Regions from separate parts of the Homo sapiens genome. Here all the other regions are linked to region 5. A link is a loop called in an ENCODE intact Hi-C map of the cell type or tissue named here. Cell type or tissue: heart left ventricle. All regions are shown on one strand. Links, peaks and the distances in the headings refer to the core of each region. The heading gives the core; the rest is flanking DNA. Region 1 overlaps LOC105370324 (a long non-coding RNA gene). Region 2 has its middle 150 kb from the start of IPO5. Region 3 overlaps LOC105370324 (a long non-coding RNA gene). Region 4 overlaps LOC105370324 (a long non-coding RNA gene). Region 5 overlaps MBNL2 (muscleblind like splicing regulator 2).

Evidence for each region. A loop is a pair of places that touch in the nucleus more often than their neighbours do. Peaks named below come from ENCODE experiments on the same cell type or tissue, not always from the same donor. Only the 100,000 strongest peaks of a DNase experiment are listed, where the experiment ranks them.
Region 1: a loop joins it to region 5, with 3 times the contacts of the local background. A loop is called at or near these places in 14 of 110 quality-filtered maps.
Region 2: it touches region 5 in a loop (4-fold over the local background); 10 of 110 quality-filtered maps call a loop at or near these places.
Region 3: a loop joins it to region 5, with 2.0 times the contacts of the local background. A loop is called at or near these places in 14 of 110 quality-filtered maps.
Region 4: a loop joins it to region 5, with 3 times the contacts of the local background. A loop is called at or near these places in 9 of 110 quality-filtered maps.

What each region holds. Positions count from the first base shown.
Region 1 is chr13:97,572,442-97,577,001 of GRCh38, reverse strand. The region is part of intron 3 of LOC105370324 (a long non-coding RNA gene); the gene reads left to right. Among named protein-coding and RNA genes, the nearest start is that of RAP2A, 140 kb to the right of the region's middle. RefSeq lists an enhancer at 1,785-1,834. In heart left ventricle, for the core only: a CTCF peak has its summit at 1,887; no DNase peak of the experiment used is centred there.
Region 2 is chr13:97,798,530-97,803,089 of GRCh38, reverse strand. No RefSeq gene overlaps it. Among named protein-coding and RNA genes, the nearest start is that of IPO5, 150 kb to the left of the region's middle. In heart left ventricle, for the core only: CTCF peaks have their summits at 2,408 and 2,613 (motif pointing right); a DNase peak (open chromatin) is centred at 2,589.
Region 3 is chr13:97,567,047-97,571,606 of GRCh38, reverse strand. The region is part of intron 3 of LOC105370324 (a long non-coding RNA gene); the gene reads left to right. Among named protein-coding and RNA genes, the nearest start is that of RAP2A, 140 kb to the right of the region's middle. In heart left ventricle, for the core only: no CTCF peak of the experiment used is centred there; a DNase peak (open chromatin) is centred at 2,577; H3K4me3 peaks cover 367 bases.
Region 4 is chr13:97,657,913-97,662,472 of GRCh38, reverse strand. All of the region lies in intron 3 of LOC105370324 (a long non-coding RNA gene), which reads left to right. Among named protein-coding and RNA genes, the nearest start is that of RAP2A, 230 kb to the right of the region's middle. In heart left ventricle, for the core only: a CTCF peak has its summit at 2,666 (motif pointing right); no DNase peak of the experiment used is centred there; H3K27ac peaks cover 648 bases.
Region 5 is chr13:97,356,876-97,361,435 of GRCh38, reverse strand. MBNL2 (muscleblind like splicing regulator 2) reads right to left here. Exons shown (of 9, transcript NM_001382683.1): 7 at 3,801-3,954. Among named protein-coding and RNA genes, the nearest start is that of RAP2A, 75 kb to the left of the region's middle. RefSeq lists a silencer at 1,647-1,716. In heart left ventricle, for the core only: a CTCF peak has its summit at 1,783 (motif pointing right); no DNase peak of the experiment used is centred there; H3K27ac peaks cover 359 bases.

The DNA of each region.
Region 1 (4,560 bases), core at 348-4,347, 220 kb before region 5:
GGATGAACCTTGAAAACACTCTACAAAGCAAAGGAAGTCAGACACAGGAGACCACATATTGCATGATTCAATTCATATGCAATGTACAGAACAGGCACATTTCAAGACAGAAAGTAGATTAGTAGTTGATTAGGGCTGAGAGGTTTGGGGAAACAGAGGGACTGCTAATGGGCACAACATTCTTTTTGGGGTGATTAGTTCTAAAATTGATAGCAGTGATGGTTGCACAACTCTGTAAATGTACTAAAAACTACTGTATTGTACACTTTAAATAGTTGAATTATGTGGATATGGATTGAATCTCAAGAAAAAAGAAAAATGAATAAATAATGGTCAAAGAAATTGGTAAATACATTGGTGAGTAAATCTACTTGCTAAACTGAAACGAAAAATGAAACAATTTAAAATAGGAGACAAGTGGAGAAGGTAGAAATCCTTATTAACCCTAGACTCTATTAAAAAATCCATGCATAATTTTAAATTCATAAGGGAATAGGAAAGAAACAAGTTATATAATCAATATAAAAGAAAATTAAAGAATTAGGGAGCTAAGGGTCCAACTCAATAATTAGAAAAGAACAAACCCAAAGAAAGTAGAAGGAAATAATAAAGATGAGAGCAGAAAAAAATACAAAATGGTGGGTATTAAAGTCAACTGTTGGTTTTCAAAGAGACTAATATAGAATATGGAAACCTTTTTCAATAATAATAGAGGGAATTTATAACTAATATAAATGAAAAAGGGACGTGGCTACAGATTGGAGTAAAAATGATACGAGAATATTATAAATAACTTTATGTCAATAAGTTATGTTGACTATCAGGAACATACTGTAATTGTTATACTTAGGAAAATGAAATGCATTTACATTAGAGCCAGTACCAAAGCAGTAAGACCAGCTCTCACTTCTCCAGTTCAACAGTGTAATGGAGGGCTTAGCCAGTGTAGTTAGACAATAAAAGAAACAAACATGGAAACTGATAAGGAGGGGGAGATTATTCACTTCACATGGCTCCATTGTTCTTGCTATAAGTAGGTATTGCTTTTGTACGGAAAGAATTCAGTAAAATGAATGAAAGAAATAATTGACTATTTTCTCAAACTTTTGTTTTAAAAAATATATTTGGTACCATTTTTATTCTTTTCTCCCACCCAAATCTCATGCTGAGTTGTAATCCCCAATGTTGGAGGTGGGACCTGGTGAGAGGGATTGGGTCACTGGGGTGGTTTCTAATGGGTTAGCACCGCTCCCCTAGTGCTGTTCTCCTGATAGAGTTCTCATGAGATCTGGTTATTAAAAAGTGTAGCACCTCCCCCTTCTCTCTTGCTCTTGCTCTGGCCATGTTAGACGTGCCTACTTTCCCTTTGTCTTCTGCCATAATTGAAAATTTCCTCCTCAACCATGCTTCCTGTACAGCCTGCAGAACCGTGAACCAATTAAACCTCCTTTCTTTATAAATTACCTTGTCTCAGACGTTTCTTTATAGCAATTCGAGAGCGGACTAATCCATAAACATTGCAAGGAAATGGATGAATCGTCACAATTAGAAGGGTATATGATTTTCTACCTACAAAAGCCAAGGGAATGAAAACCAGTAAGAGTGTGTGAACAATAGATTTACATCATTCTCTTCGTCATAGTCACTGTCTTTGTTATCATATAATTACTACTCTGTTCTAGAGTCTGTGCTAAAGATGTGATGTTATTATCTCATTTAATCCTCACAACAAACTGAAGAGGTATGCTGTTGTCATCCCTACTTCAGCGGCGAGGGAATCTGTTGAAAGAGGAGTCAGCTTAGCTCCATGCACAGAGCCAGTGAGTAGAAGATCTGGGATGTCAGTCGAGGGAATCTGAGCTTGCAGACTTCGGCCTCCACCACTGGGCTGCGCTGCCTCCAAACACAGCCTTCTACTCCAGAGACTGGAGCAGGAAAAGATGTTATTCTAGTTGCCAGACAAATCATCAAGGCCCAGGAGTAAACCAATTGAAATATGCCTTAGACCTAAATGAAGGAAAGTACTAACCAGTACTGAAGGACATAAAAGAAAACCTAAATATAGAGAAAATCATACCACTTTTGGGGCAAGGGTGGGCGATGGTGGCACTCATTACTGTGAAGAGGTCATTACTCTAATCTATGAATTCAGTTCAATCCCAATCAGTACCTCAAAAGGATTTATTTAAGAGAAATTTGTTAAGCTAGTTTTAAAGTTCATTTGAAAGAGAAATTCAGAAGCCATAAAAAAAATTACAAGTTAGGCTACATAAAAATAAAGATTTCCGTATGTCACAAAACATCATATGTAGTTTTTTTTTTTTTTTTTTTTTTAAATGATCATCATCTAGGGAAAGCTACTTGTCACATATAAGACAGACAAAGGGTTATATCCCTAATAAACTAAGTGCCTACACACTGATATAGAAAAGAAAAACAACTTGATTGATAGATTAGGTAAAGCTATGATCAGGCAATTCATAGTAAAGGAAATATAAATGGTCAATAAAATATGAAAAGATGCTCAAACCCCCTAGTAGTCAGGTAAACAAAAATAAAATGATGGAAATTTGATTTCTGCCTGTCAGACTGGCAAACGTTTAGAAGATTGATGGCATCTAGTACTGGCAAGGGTGGTGGGAAATTCATATGCTTTTCAGTGTTCATGGAGATTTAAATTGTTACAGTCTTCTTAAAAAAGTAATCTAGTGGTATTAAAATGTAATATATATACATATGCCCTTTGACACAGAAGTTCCATTTTTTAGAAATATAGTTTACAGAAATAAATAAGGCAGCTACTCAGGGGGCTGAGGTAGGATAATCGCTTGAACCAGGGAGGCCGAGGTTGCAGTGAGCCGAGATCATGCCACTGCACTCCAGCCTGGGCAACAAGAGCGAAACTTCATCTCAAAAAATAAAAAATTTAAAAAAAAAGTAAAGTATGTGTAAGTTTGTTATCCCAGCATTGTGTGTGATGGAAAAAAATTATTTGAAAAAAATATAAATGGTTGAATTGTGGCTCATTCTTACTATTGATAATTATGCAGCTTTTATAAAAGATTACATCTATAGGAACCAAAGTTAAGGGAAATCTATAGTGTTATTATTAAATGAAATAAACTACTAAGTAGTGGTAACATTAGTTTTGTTAAAGCAAAATCCTATATAATATGTACACCTTTATCTCATATATAGGAGATATATTCCATATATATTTATCCTGTATATCCTTAAATATATTTACATATATGTGTATAAACATAAGGAAAGTTGTGGGAGAGTACTTATAAAACTTAATATTGGTTATCTCAGGATACTGAGATTAGAAGCATGGAGGGGGAGACTCTTAACTATCTTTACATAGCTCCACTGTCCTTGTTATAAGCATGCATTGCTTTGGTACAGAAGAATTCAGTAAAATAAAGGAAAGAAATAATTTGCTATTTTCTCAAACCTTTGCTTTAAAAAATATATGAAATACCATTTTTATTTTCTCCCTCTTAATCCCCTATTTTCTCTGCAAGCCTGATATTGACCAGGGCTGATTTTGCCAATTACGATAGTTTTCAAGATAGAAGTCCCCAGGGTTGGTGAGGGACCAACATATATACCAGACCATAATACATACCACAATGGCATGCTTTGTGTGTAAAAGGATTTCATTTTCTCTAATTAATAGCTTAGTAGTTTTTGGACATTAAGCCTCAAATAAGCCCTGGAATTAATGTCATTCCGTCTATGTAGTGATTTACCAAATTCCAGATGGTTCCCTGGTGTGGTCCTTTGTTCATGATGTCAGAGTTACTAATCCCTTTTAGCCAAGCAAGCATTTATTATGTGTTGCAAATGCAGATACTCTCAGGTCACCAGTAGGACATTTGGTTAAGAGATAAGAGGAGGAATCATTTGTCTCTCCTGATGATCTGGTGGAGATACTTGGTGTGGTGGGTGGGCTAGCTGAAAAAGAAATCAGAGAAATTCCCAGGAAGAACTGCTTTGGGGCTGGCTAGCTAGTATCTTTCTGACATTTTTTTCTCCTTCAGAAATCCTTTGCCTTACTCAGAACCCTTGGATTAAGTAATAGGAACTGCCCCAGTCAAGTTCAGTTTTTACTAGGATTTTTTCCCCACCAAATATGAACAAATGTAATTCCTGGGCTTTGTGAATTTCTGTTGTGATTTTAGTAATGTTTTTGACATTGCTAACAGACTCTGAAGAAAAATGCAATCTGTCAGTAAACCCTTTAATATAGTAAGGTTTTTTTTTTTTTTTTTTTTGAGATGGAGTCTTGCTCTGTCGCCCAGGCTGGAATGCAGTGGTGTGATCTCAGCTCACTGCAACCTCTGCCTCCTGGGTTCAAGCGATTCTCCTGCTTCAGCCTCCTGAGTAGCTGGGATTACAGGTGTGCACCACCACACCTGGCTAATTTTTTCTATTTTTAGTGGAGACTGGGTTTCACCATATTGGTCAGGCTGGTCTCGAACACCTGACCTCGTGATCCACCCACCTCAGCCTCCCAAAGTGCTGGGATTACAGGCGTGAGCCACTGCGCCCAGC
Region 2 (4,560 bases), core at 207-4,206, 440 kb before region 5:
CTTATAAAACCGTCAGATCTCGCAAGACTTATTCACTACCATGAGAACAGTATTGGGGAAACTGCCCCCATGATTCAGTTATCTCCCACTGGGTCCCTTCCACAACATGAGGAAATTATGGGAGCTACAATTCAAGATGAGATTTGGGTGGGGTCACAGGCAAACCATATCAACATCCAAACTGAATTTTGAGTGGGGTTCTCTTGTCTCTATAGAGTGGCAACAATAAGAATAGCTTTCTAGAAATTTCAAGGCGAAATTCCTTCCCTGTTGTTTACACCTTATAATTGCTCAAAAATATTTGGTAGATCAGTTTATTTACAATGCTGGTGGAACAATTGTCATTGACAACATTCAAGCTGTCTGCCAGCTCATGCCTTCCCAGCTTCAACCAGTTCTGAAATCAGTCCTGAACTTCCAGGGATCAGGAATTAAATGTGTCTTGGTACCCAGTGTGTTTAGCCAAGCCACATGCATGCATCTATCTACTGAGTCCCAGCCTTTTTAGTCCCTTTGAGACAATCCAGTCCATATACTGCTTCAATTTCTCTCCTGAGCCAGGAGTTTTGATCTAAAGCATGTTTCTATTGGAGAAACATGTTCCCAGGCTGTGTTCTGCTCTCTGTCGATCCAAGCACTAACCACATGGTCTGCTGATGGACTGATTGCCTAAGATTGTGCTTATCGCCTGACCAGCTGTGCGATGTCTCACCATTCAGATAAAACTCAACTGGATATTGATATCTGTCCCAAGCAAGCAGGGTTTACCATGCCCATTTGAAGACAGCACATTGGACTTTTTGGATACCCTATGTAGGCACTAAGCCTACAGTTTTTGCAACTTCCTCAACCCCACCTTTCTCAGTCTTGATTTTTGTATTCATCCTTCCTTTGTCTCCCAACATACATGTGTACTCCTTTACTTTCTGAATGCACCCACAAACACATTGATTCTAGCTGTTACTCTGTTGTTGTTGTTGTTCAAAGCTGTGTTACTTTTACCCTCTTGTGCCTTATGGCAGGGCCTGCCAACTTATTTTACATATGGGTTGAAATTTTGTCTTTTCCTTGACTAATTTCTTATGTCATGATTCTACATTATGTTTCTCTACCCAATAGGCCAGAGCATTACCAAAATATACTTCCTAGTCATATTTGCCTCCAGACATAGCAATCCTGGTAACTACCCATGAGAACCCCTAGACCTCCTTTCTTAGTGCATACAGATGGGACTTACATCATGAGGGGTATAAATACCAGGGGTCCTTGATAGCCCCAGATCTTCCCTGAATTTCCCAAAAGATGCCTTCAGGGTGCCATCTCTTATATTTGATATATATTTCTTTGTAACTAATTACCCCATAACTTAGTGGCACCAAACAATAAACATTATCTCACACAGTTGCTGGTGATCAGGAATTCAGAGCAGTTTAGCTGGGTGTTTCTGGCTCAGAGTCTGTGATGAGGGTGTAGTCAAGACAACAACCAGAGTTGTAGTCATTGCAGGGCATAACTGGGGATAGAGGATCTTTTTCCAAGATGGCTCACTCATCTGGCTGTTGGCAGGAGTCTCAGTTTGCCACCATGTGGGCTCTCCATAGGCTGCCAAGTGTCCTAACAATATGGCAGCTGGTTTCCTTCCCCCAGAGGGAGTGATCCAAGAGCAAGCAAGGCGGAGGCAGCTCGCTTTTATAACCCAGCCTCGGAAGTCACATGTTGCCATTTCTACAATATGCTATTGGTGCCACAGGTCAGTCCCATTCACTGTGGGAGGGGACGACACAAGACATAAAGGCTAGGAGGTGGAGATCTCCAGGGACATCTTGGGGGTGGACTCTGACACCTCTTTAGCTTAAGATTTCATCAATTCATATGCAAGACTACACCATGCAGCTCCTGTTTTTCCTCCAGGTCATGCCATAGGATACCGAATAGTTGGATTAGCTGCTCTTGACTTGCCAGTTAGCTGTGGTGAGGCGAGACTGGGATGTCATGGTATAAACCCAGTCGCTGTAGGGTGACTGCGTATAGACAGGGCTGTTGCCTAAGAACAGATTAGAGATGAGGATGACTGTGAAGGACATTTCAGCATTCCCTTACTCCAAGAGCAGAATCCAAGAAAAGAAAATAACAGAAAGAAGATGAAAAAAAGAAAAAAAAAAAAAAAAGCAAAGTAGGCTGCCTTTTTGTTTACTTTTTTTTTTTTTTTCTTTTCTGAGACGGAGTTTCGCTCTGTTGCTCAGGCTGGAGTGCAATGGCACCATCTTGGCTCACTGCAACCTCTGCCTCCCGGGTTCAAGCGATTCTCCTGCCTCGGGCTCCTGACTAGCTGGGATTACAGGCATGCGCTGCCACGCCCGACTAATTTTTTGTATTTTTAGTAGAGATGGGGCTTCCCCATGTTGGTCAGGCTGGTCTCGAACTCCTGACCTCAGGGGACCGGACCATCTTTGCCTCAAGTGCTGGGATTACAGGCATGAGCCACCGCGTCTGGCCCTAACTTTTTCTAGGGCCTAGACCTTTTTCTAGGGCTGAGGCCGGTCTAGGTCTCTTCATCTCCACACTTGGCAGACGTCAGGATTGAAGAATGGGCTTCGGCCAGCAGAGGGCAGGCTTCTACGACCCAGAGACTGTCTTTTAACTTCTTTAGAATAAAGGAGAAATAGAACCATAAAATTTCAGAGTTGAAAGGGACCTGAAATAGTTCTATACTAAGACCTCCTTATTTCACAGATGATTAAACTGAAGCCCAGAGAAGTGGAAGTAGCTTATCTAAGTTCTGACACTCTGCAAATGGCATAGTTGAGATTTGAACTCTTAGCTCCTTGACCGTTTTTGCTTTTATTATTCTAAAACTCTTCTCGTCTAATTCAACTGGCTTGAAAATCAGTCAGGGCTCTTGCCTTGTTGACCTAGCCCATCACATTTTAGACACATAGGGAGGATTAGGCTTACTTCACTATTTCTCAAATTTGAGCAAAAGGGTAATAACACTTTTGATATTTTAATTTTTGACTTAAATTGTTTTTACATTTTTATTATTTTACCTAATGCATAAAAACATAAAACTAGAGAGAACATGCTATGTTTACAGCTTTTATAAAATGATTTATTAAAATAAAATTTATAAAGTTAATACAAATAAAAATTTAAAAGGTGACAAATTGACAACATTAATGGGATGTAGAGGATGGTGTTATTTTGCTGAAACTACATGGCTATTCACCACTGAATTTGGCATGAGTTTGCTGTGCCTATACTCCCATGTGCTATGTGGTTAATCAATTTTCCTATTACATTATTTTACTTATGCCATGACAAACCTTCATCTGTATAGTGAGTCATTTTAGCATCATTTTGTTTTCATTAAGTGAGAATGCTTCATTTATCGATTAATCTCACTTCTTTTCCCATTATCTGGATGGTTCTCCAACATAACTACAAACAGAAATGCAAACATGAGCCATGAAATCTGGAAATGTAATTGGTTATAAGGTGATTACCCAGAGGAGCTATTTACATTAATACAAGCGTCGAAATGAAAACACACTCCAAAAAAAAAAATAAATAAAATAAAAGAGCTTGCAGCTTCACCCAGAATGTTCACAAACCCTTCAGCATCCACACACTGCCATTAGAGGGGACACTGCATAATGCATTTGGCTTTAGTCCTGATAGTATGTTCTAGACATGATGTTGTATGTTGTCTGAACAAGAGTTATCTTGATTTCAAAGGAAAAAAAAGAAATGCCATTAACATTTGTTTGATTGTCAATGACAATGTCTTAATGAAGAGCTAATGAATGAATGCACAGAAAACACAGGCGTCCCTTTGCTTTTCCTCGAGTCACCGAGATTAAAGGTATACCCTGTCGAAGGTGACAGAGTTAGGGCAGAAGGCTGGGTGTCCCGGACAGCTCAATAGCAGGCTGTATTGTCTGTTACAGGGCACATACTTTGAACTTGTGTTGACTCAGCCCAGTTGGAAAACTGAATACAAACTAAGACTTGACCAAAACCAGATGTTCTGCGTGACCTGCGCTTCAGGCACAGTGTGCCGCAGTTAACAAATGACGCCTTTTGGATTAATCTAAATATAAAGGCTTCCTGCCAGGACAGTCTCCCGAAACTTATTTGGCTTGGCCTGTTTTTGGTGTAAAAACATCAGACCACCAGAGCTACAGAGCAGCATTTCATCAGTAGGGCTACAAGTCAGAGTGGAGTCTGCATAATTGAAGCTATGTTCCCTTTGACCCATGGTTATCATTTCACAATGCATATATATCAAAACATCAAACAGTAAACCTTAAATAAATACAATTTTTATTTGTCAATGATACCTCAATAGAGCAGTTAAAAAAGAAGAATGGAGCTTGTGACTCAGCCTCCAGTATTACCCCTTCTGCTCGCAGGCATTACGCTTCTGCCAGCCAGTGGGCGGAGGCAGAACGCGTTGTTCCCATCACGCTGCAACTTCGGTGGAGAAAAATAGGCAAATGAGGGGTTGAAACTGAATGAATTAAGCCCAACACAGTTCAGTGAAAAATTTAAAGGTGTGAA
Region 3 (4,560 bases), core at 174-4,173, 210 kb before region 5:
TACACATATATATACATATATATACATATATATACATATATATACATATATACATATATATGTATATATATGAATGAAATATATGAATGAAATATATATATGCACACACACACACACACATACACACATATTCAAAAGCCTTAGATATAAAAAATATTCACTGTTTTAACCCTCGAAAAACCTGTACTCATTTATTTATTGAAGTTGACTAAAATATGGCCGAGTACTAAAAAAACTGATGACTGAGTCACTACTCTGGAAGTTCTCAAAGTGAGGATACAGTGATTATCCAAGGCTGGATGGGTCATTTGTGCAATATGTAAAAGTAACAAAGACATACCACCTTAAGTTACCCTATTTCAGGGCCTGTTGTTTCTAGAGAATTCCTTACAACTCTCCCTTGCAAAACTCTTCCTCTCACTCATAGAAGATCAAAGTGGAATTTACTAATTTAAGGACTAATATTTCGCTTATTGTTCTAAGCTTATAAATTCTGCCTCTTACAGAAAACAGACCCTCTTCCTTGTTTTAGATCATATTTGCGTTTAGTATTTTTTTTTTTTTGGCATTAGAAACAGAAAGGAGAGAGGCTGCTGAGTCCCCTGCTAAAGCTCTAGTCTAAGACTGACATTTTAAAATTCAGCAGACAGAGCAAATCCACATGATTCCAGGACTTGCCTCTCAAGGTCAGAATATTTAGTGAACACTTGGGTCAAATCCTCTCCTTGGTATCGGTGCCAGGATGTTGGCCCTCAGTTCACCTTCCTGAGCTCTTTGCTCAGTTCTCTTAGGGATGTTTGGCTGTGCCCCCTCAGGCCTTACTTCTGAGCTGATACGTTTGACCTCAAAATGGATAACAGGGCAGGAAGGTGGGACCAGCTTCTGTCACACTGTGCAGTTTATTTTCTATCAATAGCCCTGTTACAGTGCACAGGCTCTTGGGTTCCTTGAGGAATGGAGCCATTTTGTAAACAAAACACTGTCATTTTAAGCCATTAGAATGCATTCTATGAGGCATAATGGCCAGCGGAGAGCTACTGGGAAAGTCGGATGAAGCACAGAGTGAAGTATTTGGTTCTCTGGGTCTCCTGTGATTTAACTGCCCTACAAACTCAGCCTTCCCATTAAATACTGTATTAAAAAAATCTCTGGAGCAAAAGCAAATATGTGCTTTTCTTCTCTGAGAAGAGATGGATTTAGCAATTCTACTTCTGTTTGTTATTTCAGTGGAATCTAGTTGTTTTGGGAGTTAAATAGTCTTCTCTCAGATGTTATTTTAAATGCCCTCTACCCGCCACCACCCCTCCCCCCGCCTTTTTTCTTTTTGGTAAGAAAACTAGCTCCTTAGCTCTTCAGGTAGTGGTGAACAGTTTTAGTGCTAAAGAACATTCTCTCTCATGTTTTGGACATGAGTCTGAGTACATTAAATGTGTTCATGCATTTTATATTGTAAAATACAATGTAATTCTTGTTTTGTGAGTGGGAGGGTAGACGATAGTGCTGAATTCCATGTGTTAGTCCAGGCTTTATGGGAGGCAGATGGCAAAACGGCGTTAAATGTGCCAAGATTCCATTAGCGGACACTACCGTGTGAGAGAAGATGAAGAGTATCAGAAAAGGCTGCGAGAGTTTCGGCTCGCCCTGTAAGCCTGATCCAGGGAAGAGGAGAGGGTGGGAAGGTTAGGTGGGAGCACTGTGGTTTTGAAACAGCTGTGCAGTTTAAGGAAGGTTTGTAAGGCTACTGGGGAGTCTTTGGGCCAAGATCAACCTTCAGAAGAGTCCAGTGTCTCCCAGAAACCGGCTGCTTTGGCGTCCCTGAGGATCACTCACTGGCCAGGCACAGCTGTGGGAGGTACAGGGGGGCCCTCGGTTAATTACATGGCCTGTCACCTAAGGTGTAGGAGCCATTCTCAGAGTTGCTGCAGTCTGCATCTTTAAAGTTTTGGAGAACTCTGTGTTACCTGGTTCTAACATCACTAATGATGGATGCTGTTTCTTTTTTAAAGTAAGTCTCCATTGATTTTTGCATCTCATAATTCATTAGTTTGAAAGCTTCCAAAAAGCAGTTAATTGCCCCCAGGGGCCATCTAGGATCCTTTTATTCGCTGGAGGAACTCTGATATGATATCAGTAAAGAAAAGCAAAAACACAAAGAGGTTTTTACTTCTGTCGGTCCTAAGATTGTTATGTGTTCTTATGAGTTTTGCGGCCACACTCATCTGTCATTTATTAGTTGAGTGACCTTATGCAAATCACTGAACGTCTTTATGTATACAAATAGTCATAAAAATTCATAGCTGGCAGAATCATTGGGGGTTAAAACAATATGTATATTAGGACTTGGCACATAGTAGGTCCTCAGTTGAAAATGTAGACATAGCCAAGTTGTATTGGAAGTTTACCCTGTGCTCCATGGGGTGCATAACTGTCAGAGTTCACTGCAGGGATCTGGAAGATGCCTGGTGTTTTAAGCAGGAAGGGATTAGTGTCGGGAGGTGGTGCTCACACAATCATGGGAAGTGGTGGGGGTGGCCAGCCCCAGGCTGGGCTTCCAGACCAGCTCACCAGGGAAGCCTCTACCTCTGTTCCAACCAGGAAGGGGAGAATGAGGAAGCTGCCACTGACCCTGCCACATTCCAGGACACACACCACCATGGCTGCAGTCCAGGAATTGGGAAGCTGGGAGCATGAAGCTGCCACCACCACTGCAAACTGCCTCTTGACACCCTTAGAGTTAGTGTCTGGACAGTGGGACACCACTGCAGAAATGCCACATCTCCACAACCTTACTTACCAGCAGAAAGCCAGAAGTAGCAGCGCTGGGCGTCTCCTGGATTCTGCCTTCCAAATTGCATGACAGTGCATCTGCCACACAGACCCTGATTGGCATGCAGAACTCTAGCTGTGGTGGCTTTTAGCTTCCCAACTCTGTCATCCAACAGGGGTCTGCAATACAGGAAGGCACAGGAGAAGGAGGTGGCTGGATGCCCGAGCATAGCTGGCACCCTTTTCCAGCACTGTGCTAGGTACACTATGTGCATCACCTCATGTAACTGTTGTCATAGCAGAGCAATATAGGTAGAATTATTACCCCCACTTTACTGATATGGAAAATGAGGCAGGTATCTGGTGGGGGCAGTCTGTGTACTCAGATCTGTCTGTTCTCAAAGCTCATTCACTTAATTAGTCTGGTGCTTTTTCTAGAACATATGCGTTCTTTGTGTTCACTTTTGAAAAATGTCCCAAATCCCAGTTTCTTTTCCTGTGTGGATGAAGCTGCCCTCACTGCAGGCAGATTGGGTAAATTGTTTTTGATGATCATTCAGGGAATAAATACATGAACCTCTTCACTCCAGCTCCAGGGGTATAAAGAGTCAGTTTGCAGTGGTGGTGGCAGCTTCATGCTTCCAGGCTCCCGATTCCTAGACTGCAGCCCTGGTGGTGTGTGTCCTGGAATGTGGCAGGGGCGGTGGCAGCTTCCTCATTCCTTACTTCCTGGTTGCAACAGAGGTAGAAGCTTCCCTGTGGGCTGGTCTGGGAACCCAGCCTAGGGCTCACACCACAGCACCACCTTCCACAATTCTGTCTCCTGCTTTGAGTCATCAAGCTGTAAAGAGCATTGCAGATTGTCTTGTGAGTCCCTTGCCTCTCTTCTGCCATTATGAACAGGGGAACTGAGACAGAACTAGATGAGCATATTCTGATTAAGGGCTTGAAGTTGAGATTCTCACTCAGACCAGCATCCTTTCTCTTATCCAGTAGCTTGGTTGTCCTTGGACCTATAATACATTGCATTCACTGTCCTTCTCAGGCTCACACAATAAAGGTCCCAATGGGAATGCCCGGATACATCTGCACCCTTGATCTTTGGCATATGGACTCTCTGCTTTTTTTATTTGTTTGTTTCAGGTTGTGACATTGCCACAGGAGATGGCCACACATGCTTATGCCTTCTAGGGCTCAGTTTTGGTGAATCAGTTGTTTTCAGAAAGTAGCCTGTGAACTGCTGGCTGTTGATGAGAATCCATTAGATCCTCTGAGGTCTAGTTGAAATGGCAAGATCACAGTATGCCAAAGTCTTCTCAAGTTCTTAGCTTGCCATGGGGACAAAGAGAATCTCTGGTCCTTCAGTGGCCACTCCTTTTACAAGGCAAAGTTTTTCAGGCAGACTTTGTTGCGTCTCAACCCAGGTATTTCTGCAACTCCCTTAAAACTGCTCATGTGTTCTACAAATCCACTCTGTTGACACCAGTCACCTGTTTTCTGGATGGCTCTAACATTCTCTTGCAGATCGTTCTCTTTGCCATACTGCTACCAGTCTTCCTGCACAGCTTCAATTTAGGTGAGATAGGCACTAACTTCTTAGTTAAATATTTAAAGCACATCCAAGAAACCTTGCAGAAGGCTTGCAGAGACCATAAAAATCACTCAAAAAGCAAAACTGTAAGTGGACAACCAATGCCACATCTCCCCACGTGGCTCCGCTGCAGTCCATTGCAAAGGGTCTATTTGAGCTGCTTCTTGCCTCACCCTCAGCCTGCCCCTGTGTTAGCCAGTGCT
Region 4 (4,560 bases), core at 254-4,253, 300 kb before region 5:
AGTAAATTACCCCAATTTACTATGCTGTGATATGACTGCTTCAGAGTCAAATATTCGGCTTTCTGGAATGTTCTTCCTGGCAACTCTTCATTCTTTGAGATTCAGGATGAGTTTCTACTTCTACAAAATTTCAGATCTACCCAAGCAGTGATGAACTCATCACTTTCTTCCATGGAGAACAAATGGATTTGGAACTTTCTTCTGAGATAGCATTCATCACATGGGCTTGCAATGATTTGTTTGCATGTTTCTTTCACCAGCTAGACTGAGTGGTCCAGCTTTATTTGCTTTGGCAAACTAATTGTTTCCCGTGGGGCCTGGGACCTGTAGGTCTGAATAAGTGCTAAATGAATGAGTATAAATCTGCTGATTTACTAAAAAATAACTGGGTTAAACTGTGAAGTCTGGTTGCAATATCAACTTACTAGCTAGAATTTGCTGAGGAGTTATCATTTGTCTATCTTCACTGAAAACTCTAAGACCATTGTTTTCACCACTTTACAGAGGGGCAGACCAAGACACAGATAGACTAACTTGCTAAATAGTACAGAATTAGTGCTCATGGTGCTTGAACTCAAGTCTGACTCCAAATCTGCCTGAAGCACCCTCCACACCTTTATTGGCAGGTCAACTCCTCCTCACTCTGCAAGGCTTGGTGGCAGAGGCACCTATTCTGGAGGTGTTGCAGATGGGCAGACAAAGACACAGATAGACTAACTTGCCAAATAGTACAGAATTAGTACTCATGTGTTCTTAATCACTCCTCGCAACACTGTAAGATCTGAAGATAAAAACAATATTGGGAATAAAAGATTTAGGGCTAGAAACTATTACAAGGCAAGCATTTGTGTAATTAATTGATCTCTGAGGGCTTAATTTACAATATTAACACATTTTATTCACTCCAAAAATGAAACATGTGTTTAGAAAAGCCAATTATTAACAAAATCAAATGGAAAGGGGTGTAAGTTTTCTCCTGGAGCTTACCAAATGCACCAGTGTGGGTGCCCCTGGGAACTGGTGAAAACCGATGACTTACCATCATAAATGGAGATTGAGGTCCCCCCGCGCAGGTGGGGTTTGTCCTGCCTCAGTTGACTGAGACACAAGATGCATGGTAAAGGTTTTGGCTGTCATTTTCTATCAGGACAGTGGGCAAAAGAACTGTCAGAGTCACAACAACCCCACCTTCACCGTCGTTATCCTTGTGGTCTTCCTAACAGCCCTGTGAGGAGAGAAAGACAGGGATTCTATCTCCATTTCACAGATTAGAAAACAGAGGCCCAGAAAAGTTACATGAAGCCATCTATGCTCCATCCTCCACTATTTTGGCATTTACCATGACGTTTATCCATATGAAAGCATTTTCTTTCAAGACGGCTTCCCGGAATTTTAGCAAGAATTTGAGAGCCAAGTATAAGAGGAGCTAGTCCCTCTGCCTTAGAAGGGAAACATGCCCAATTTATTTTTGGTTTGACATTCTACTGCCGGGCGTTTCCTCTTCGCTGGTGTTGTTTGTAGTCAGGCCCCAGCTTTTAACATGCTGGTCTGGGGATGCACCTTAAGACTGACCCAGAGTAAGGACATTTTGATGCTGACATTTCCTGTCTCAATTTCCTTCCCTGCTTCCTTATGATTAATGGTCAGGCCTCCTCCCACCTGCGTTCCTGCCTTCCAGCCAGAGATGCACTATCCGACAGGAAGAGAAACTGTTTGCCTGCAGTTTTGTAACTAAAAATAACAATAAGAAAAATGTTCAATTAATCTCTTGCTTCCCCAGCCTGCCTTGCACCGGCTCTCTGGGTTGTGCTCACATGTTAGGTCGGGCAAGGTGCTGGCCAGTTGCAGAGTCTTTTTAAACTGCTAAGGAAAGCGGAGGCTGGAGGATTCCAAGCCAGGTCACAACGGGTAGCAGGCAGGACCTCAGGCCTGCTTTACTTTAAAAATGATCTCCTGTTCACTGAAAGATTACTGTGTGCCAAACACTATGCTAAGCATGCCATCTACGTGATGTCATTTAATCCTCATAGATCAACCCAATGAGATAGTTTGCATCACCTACATTTTAAAAATAATAAACAGAATCAGAGAGGTTAAGTAAGGTGCCCAAGGTACACAGCTATTAGAGACAGGATTTAAGCCCAGGGTTCTCTTGATGCATTTTCGTGAGCATCTGATTTGGTTTTTCATTTTAATAATTATAATTATTAAAATTGTAAACACTGAATTAACAAAACATTTTTAAGTCTTTAGTATTCACTGGGAAAGATGTCAAGTTCAGGGGGAAAACAGAAGTAAGAATAATTCCTGCCTTCAAGAAGTTTTCCATTAAGTGAAACAAGTCTGTTGTCTCTCACCTCTCATATTGAAGAAATATGGGAGTTGTTTGAAATAAAATCATATTTGTCCCACTCAATCTCATCATGATATAGTTGCTCTTCTATTTTGGATCCACTAGCAGACATTTGATATGTTTAGGATGAGTGTTTTTTTTCTCAACCATTAAAAAAATGTAATTCAAGTCTCAAGGCAATGATTACTCCTTTTCTATTGTGTTTTAACAAGTAGCACAGAGGGGTCAGTAGACCACTGGTAATAGACAGAACCTGTATTATACCCAACAACAAAAGGATGCCGGACCACCCCTGCTGCATGTCAGTAGGTGGCAGTCTGGCTTTGCACACACTGTGTGCCTGGGCTCAAGTGGGTTTCACAAATCCACGTGCCGTGGAAATACCCATCACCAACCTTTTCAGAGCTTTCTGGCCCTAAAAGCAATGCATTATCCAAACCTGAAGACATAAATGTTGTGATTGAGGCATTTCGAGAAACTCTTATTAGCTTGTCTTTGTTGAACTTTGGGAAGAATCTTATGGGGACTCAGATCCATAGCTGCTGTGTTTTACCATCAACTCCCCCTTGTCCGTGGATGTCGTGCCTGCTTAGCACTCTCTCAGGTCTCACCCACCTGCGCCAGGTCCCTGAAATGGGCTGCCACTGCTCACCTGAATGGCTGCCTTCTTGTATAGCTAACTCAGAGAATTCAAATAGCTATGCCTTCCTCCAGGAATTCTCAATCTCCCAAGATATCATCAGTTGTGATGAAATGATTGCAGGACTTTAATATAACCCTGTCAGTGAAGACACCAACAATATGATATTTGTGATAATAATGGCTGACAAATTTACCTCTGAATTATCTATAAAAAAAACTTGTTTGCCAAGAAAACAACCCCTAAAGATGAGATTATGGGAATCCTGTTGACTTAAAGGGAGCCAAAAATCATATATTCAATCATACATTGCATGAATTATACCATTGTCTAGATGAAGTGGTATCAAAGTACATTCCATTCGTAGAATCAAGTTCTGAAGAAACTCTGGAAATTTTGAGTTAGCGGTAATCTTGAGTCACTCCATTTACTAGAAAGAAGAAGGCAGCCTTTCTTCAGACATTTAAATCATATTATGGACTTTACACTTATAGTAGTCCAGTTTCTTTAAATTAATAGATTGACTAAATTAGTTTTACTCTATTTGGAGATCTAAGTAATTTGGCTAGTTTGACTAAATGAGTTTTACTCTGTTTTTGAGCTTCATATAGAAGCAAGAAATTGACATAATTATCTAATGACTTTCCTCATCACAAGATATTGGGTCAATTTCCTCTTTTTCTTTTTCAGGAAATACCTATTGGTGAGTGCCAAATAAAGCTCCTTAGGAAGCATCAGGAGCTCTTTAAATAAGCTGCTGGAAGCCACTTTTCATTTCTTTGCTGACAGAGCTGAGTGCCTATATCCTGGAGTTAAACTTGGGCCAGAAGGACTTTGTCCCATCTGCTGGTGTGACAGAAAGGGTCCCAGGAGGGCATCTGCCCTGAAGTCCCTCCTCCATGATGCCAGGCATCTGAAATTCCACTTTTAGAGATGACCCCGATAGACTCTCAGTCTTTAAAGATTCACTCATACTAATGCAAATATTTCTGCAGGCCATAAATTAAAGCCTTGGATCAGTTACCACTCACTTTCCCACTGAGAAAGCCACCCAGGAGCTCTGTCAAGAATGTGCCCAGGCAGACACTTTCAGAGGGGAGGCATGTGTGGGGGTCCTGGGGTGGAGGAAGGGCACTGAGAGCAGAGATGACAGTAACCAGACTCCATCCATGACCCCCACGGCCCTCTAGGACCTGGGCCTGCCCACCTGTCCAACCTCAGCTCCCACCATTCACATCTTGGCTTCTTGGCCTTTCTCTTTGTGGACACACCATCCTCTTCCCTGCCTTAGGGCATCTATGGTGGCTACTTCTGGAATATTCTTCTCCAAGACCTTCTCATGACTGGTTCACCTTATTATTAATGTCTCCAATAGCTCCAATATTTCTGTCTCTGAGAGGCCCGCATTAATCACCAGCCTCAAGTCATCCTTCTTCCGTGTCTACCCCGATCACTCTCTATTATGCTCTCCTGGATTGCTTTATTCCTAGTGCTTCCATGTTGAAATTATCTTCTTTATTCGGTTGACTACTTGGCTATTTACTGTGTTTCCTTACTGACCTTTGTT
Region 5 (4,560 bases), core at 170-4,169:
TGCCTTTGTACAACACTCCCATCCTCTACTCTCTGCATATACCCTGTATGTACTTCATGTTATAGCTACAATGGACAATTTTCTATTCTTCAAGTACACTCTTCCCATGTCCCAACTGGGATGCTTTTCCCCCACTGATAAAATCTTGCTTCTCTTCAAACTCCTAGGCAAATTTCTCCTACTTCAGAAAGTCTTGTTTCTCCATATCCTTCGTAACCACCACCTGGTGCACATGCTGAAGGCAGAATTCATTGTCTCCTCTCCTTCACTCTCGAATAGCTTTGCCCAGACCCTCAGGTACTCCTTCATCCTCTGTATAATATTTGGTTTTCACCTCTTTATGAACTCTTTTGTATTCTCATTACTGGCTCTGGAACCCAGAACATACCACGGGTTCAAGGTATGTTTTAATGAATTGAATGGAATAAATTTTGTTGTGCTTATGCAGATACAGATGCCACTAAACACTGATCAATCTTTCACCAAGTCATGTGATAATCTGATGTAACATTTACACGTTTCTCATAATTAGGCTGTATCTGGGCACTGTCCCCTGTTCTACTTATTCTGTACTTCCAGTATAATGAAATAAATCAAGGAAGGCTTCTGTGGGTTGCCTTTGTTCTGATCAGCTGAAGCACTTCACTAGGCACCAATTCTATGAACAAAGACTTCTCAAATGTTTTCTGCTTCAGTTGCACAAATATTTCAGCTGTCGTATCTGTGAGCCAGAATTATCTGGGTAGTTCCACTTTGCGGTGTAGACACAGCCTCAGTTTTTCCATCTGCAAAATGCAAATAACCGTGCCTGCCACTAACAGAACTGCAACATCTTGAAGAATAATGAGATAATGTCTATAAGAACACTTACAGTAACTTAGAATAAACCTGTCAGAGAAATGCCAAGAATTATTATGCTGCTATTTTTGTAAGTGTGTGTGGTTTTGCCACTTTCCTAACATAGAAAAGAAAAAGTCTAACTACTTGGTTAAAATAATCCCAATGAAAAAAGAAAAAAAAAGAAAACTCCCACCCATGGCAAATGTGCTAGGCCATCAAGCAGGGCAATAATTATCTTAGCATAGTTTGGGAGAAGACTCTCATATTTTGCATAAAATTTTATATTAATATCTTTGCAACCTGGAGGCAGAATTCCTAAAATCCAAATTCACATTGTGTCAATGGGAGAATTTTAGTATCATATCAAAAGCTTTAACTATGAATGGTTAAAACAAAAATGCTATTTTTGTTTCATATTTATGTTTACGTAAAACATTTATAGAAAAATCAAAATCTGTTCATTTAAAAGTAATGGGTCCTCTATGTACCAAGTTATAATAATTATTTTTGAACATCTTCACTTGATTTGCAGAGGTTTCAAACCAACAATGATGAACAATGATTGATTATTACCATTATCATTTTAGAAATAAAGTTGAAAATGGGTTTATAAGAAAGAAAATCAGAAGCAAAAACTTAAGCTAAAATGAACAATAAAATTCCTGGTATGGGTTTAAGCGGGAGAAAGATTATTTTAATTTCCTTTTAATAAAATTATTTTCTCTTTCCTCATTTAAGAGAAATGTGAAAATTCTTAGCAGTTGAAATACCATTTCAGAACACTAGATCCACATGCTTGTTCACTCTGATATTCATGTCATGTAAGAAATGGAAACCCTTCTAGTCACTGTATTGGTGCGCTAGGACCCACTTTTTGGCTTCCAAAGCCCACTGTATTGAGGGTTGCCAGACACACTTAAGCTGTTCTTAAAGAATCCACCAGAGGGCGGAAGTACACAACCACAGCAGCCAATGTAGCCGTATGGGTCCTTCATGAGATACATTTCATCAACAAAAATCAGGTCGTTGCGTAAGGGATGTTGTTTATCCTTGCTTTGGAAATGTTTATCCTTGCTTTAAAATGTTTAAAAGGTGAAACATTTTAAAGTGATGATTCTTTCAGTGATTTAACAAATCAGTCATTGTTGGGTTTGAGAGTTAAACATGTGCTGGAGGGCTTCAGATTCTTTTGGCAGGCTTAGCACCAGAGCTTCATAGGTATTCCCAGGACATGGTAATGGCAGTAACATCCATTCTTCAGAAACAGGCTTCTCCTTTTACGTTTTTCCCCTCAGTATATTCTTCCTTAATTTTTTTTTTTTTATCTTAAAATATCTAGTGGCCAAGAGGTCTACAATGACACACTTTGTAGAAACCACACAGGACATTAACGTAAGTTTACCTTCTAGTAATTATTTTACAAATGTGTTATTTCAATTAGATTACATATTAAGACACTGCTATGCTGTAACAGCACTGGGATGTCACTAATTAAGGCTGTAATAGGGCAAAAGTGAACTCCTAATAAATACTGAATTAGAGATTTCTTCTACAAGTCTGTGAGTTTAAGACAGGTTCAAAACTAAAATAAGAAAAAAACACTGAAAACCACTTTGCTCACATAATTTATATGTTAACTAAAATATGTATTGTTCACAGGTTACTAATCCATTTCAAAGTGTAGATTTTATACAAAGAATATCACAGAAATATTTTACCTCCCTCTGATGTTAACTCTGATAAGCTATGGGATTTAAGGAAATGGATAATAAGCTCGAAAAGTTCAAACTAATGGATTTGAATCAAAAAACTCTTTTTGTTAGAATTGTTATTCATTTATATTTACTTTCATTTCACTATCGTGGGCTGAAAAATGTTGACTTTCAAAGAACTCAATGGATGGTCTTCCCACCAGGACTTAAGTTACCCCTTGCTTCTAACATTGACTAAAAGGTGAAAAACATGGTCAATTATGGTGACTATCTTTGCGTATGGTGTGCGTGTGTGTGTCTGTGGTTAGAGATGTCGGTGCAAATGGGGGAGGGATGACATGATTTATACTTTTGTTTTTTTACTTTTATCTGACTTTTTGGGGTCAGTTATTTAAAAATTCACTTTTATCTGCTTTTTTCTTTTTTCAGGAGAACTCTGTGGAATGTGTATATATAGGCGGGCCCAGGTGGTAGAATGTGATGTAAATGGGTTTGGTCACAGGGAAACTCAGTTCTTTTTCTCATTAGTTGTGGCACCTTGGAAAGTCACTTCTCATTTAGGGGGCCTCAGTTTTCTCATCTGTAAAACAATCAGCTGGATGAGGAGATCACTAAGAGTCCTTTAAACTCTAAGATTCTATGACTATTACAATGGATCTTTTAGTGGAATCATAGTTAATGCACATCGTACGTAATAGTATCAGGCATTGGCTTAGACACTGAGGATAAGAGCTCTATATACTTGTGAACTTGGTGAAAGTTGAGAAGGATGGAGAAAGAGATAGAATGAATATAAAAATATGAGTAGAGAATTGCTTTAATTTGAATAGCCTCATTGTTTTAGTGCTCTGAATAGAAATAGAAAAAAATGGTTAGTATTTACTGGAATTGCTATTTTTAGGTCATTCAGAGTTAAGGACAAATTTCAATTGTCACACATAAAAGGTCTTATTTACATAAACAATTTTACAGGGCTTGTGCAAATACAAGAAACCAAAAGCCCTAACTGCTGTTTCTCATGGGTTAAATCTGTCTCTTCAATCTATCAAATATTTGGCTTTAGAATCCTAACAGTCTTTAGCTATCATTCAAAGTAAGGTAAATACATTTAGATAGCTAGGACAACGATGAATTTCAAACTGTATTATACCTTCAAAAGCAAACTAGATGCCACCAAACAGCTTAGAGAAATGAGAAGAAAGCACATGACCAGAAGGGCACAGGACGTAGGGCAGTAAGGGCACATACCTGTTGGAATGAACGCGGCGTGTTGCTGCAACTGTGCGCTGGTGAGAGCCTGCTGGTAGTGCAAGACGCTGGGGTTAAAGACCGCGCTGGTACCATTGCTTTTTTCAAGTGCTTGTCTCTTTGGTAAAGGATGAAGAGCACCAGGGGGAAAGGCCTAGAAATGAAGAATTCGATAAGATATGTCTAACTTAAAGCAAACACACCTTCCATGTTCACAGAGATCATCAATTGCAACATTCTTTTTAAAAATGACAGCTAAGGAGATGCCTCTGCCATGCACCTTAATTTAAACAGCGGCAATGTCGAATGAGTGAGAATTTGTTATTGAGAGCGAAAGCATGATTTCTGTAACCCAAAACGGTAGCATCTCAACTAAGGAAAAGAAAAACTATCAAGCAACAACAACAAAAAAAATGGCTTCAGCTTTTAAAATGAGTTAAACTATTCTAAGGGGGGACGAAGCATTGGTGTTATTATTAATACCTATTCTTTTCTTTAACTAAATGGCAATTTCTTGAATTTAAAGGTTAATACGAATTATAATGAACATTTTCTGAGTCAAATAATTTAAATTTGCTTCACTCTTTTGGAAAAGGTATTAAAATTTGTTAGGATTAATTTATTTCACAGATTACATATGAGAATGAGATGGCTAAACACCTTATTGGATTTTTTCCATAAATTAATAATAATGATTGTTTGCAACCAGTATTTTACAAGTAATACAAATCTCAGATGGTTCTCTGAAAAGCTACATGCA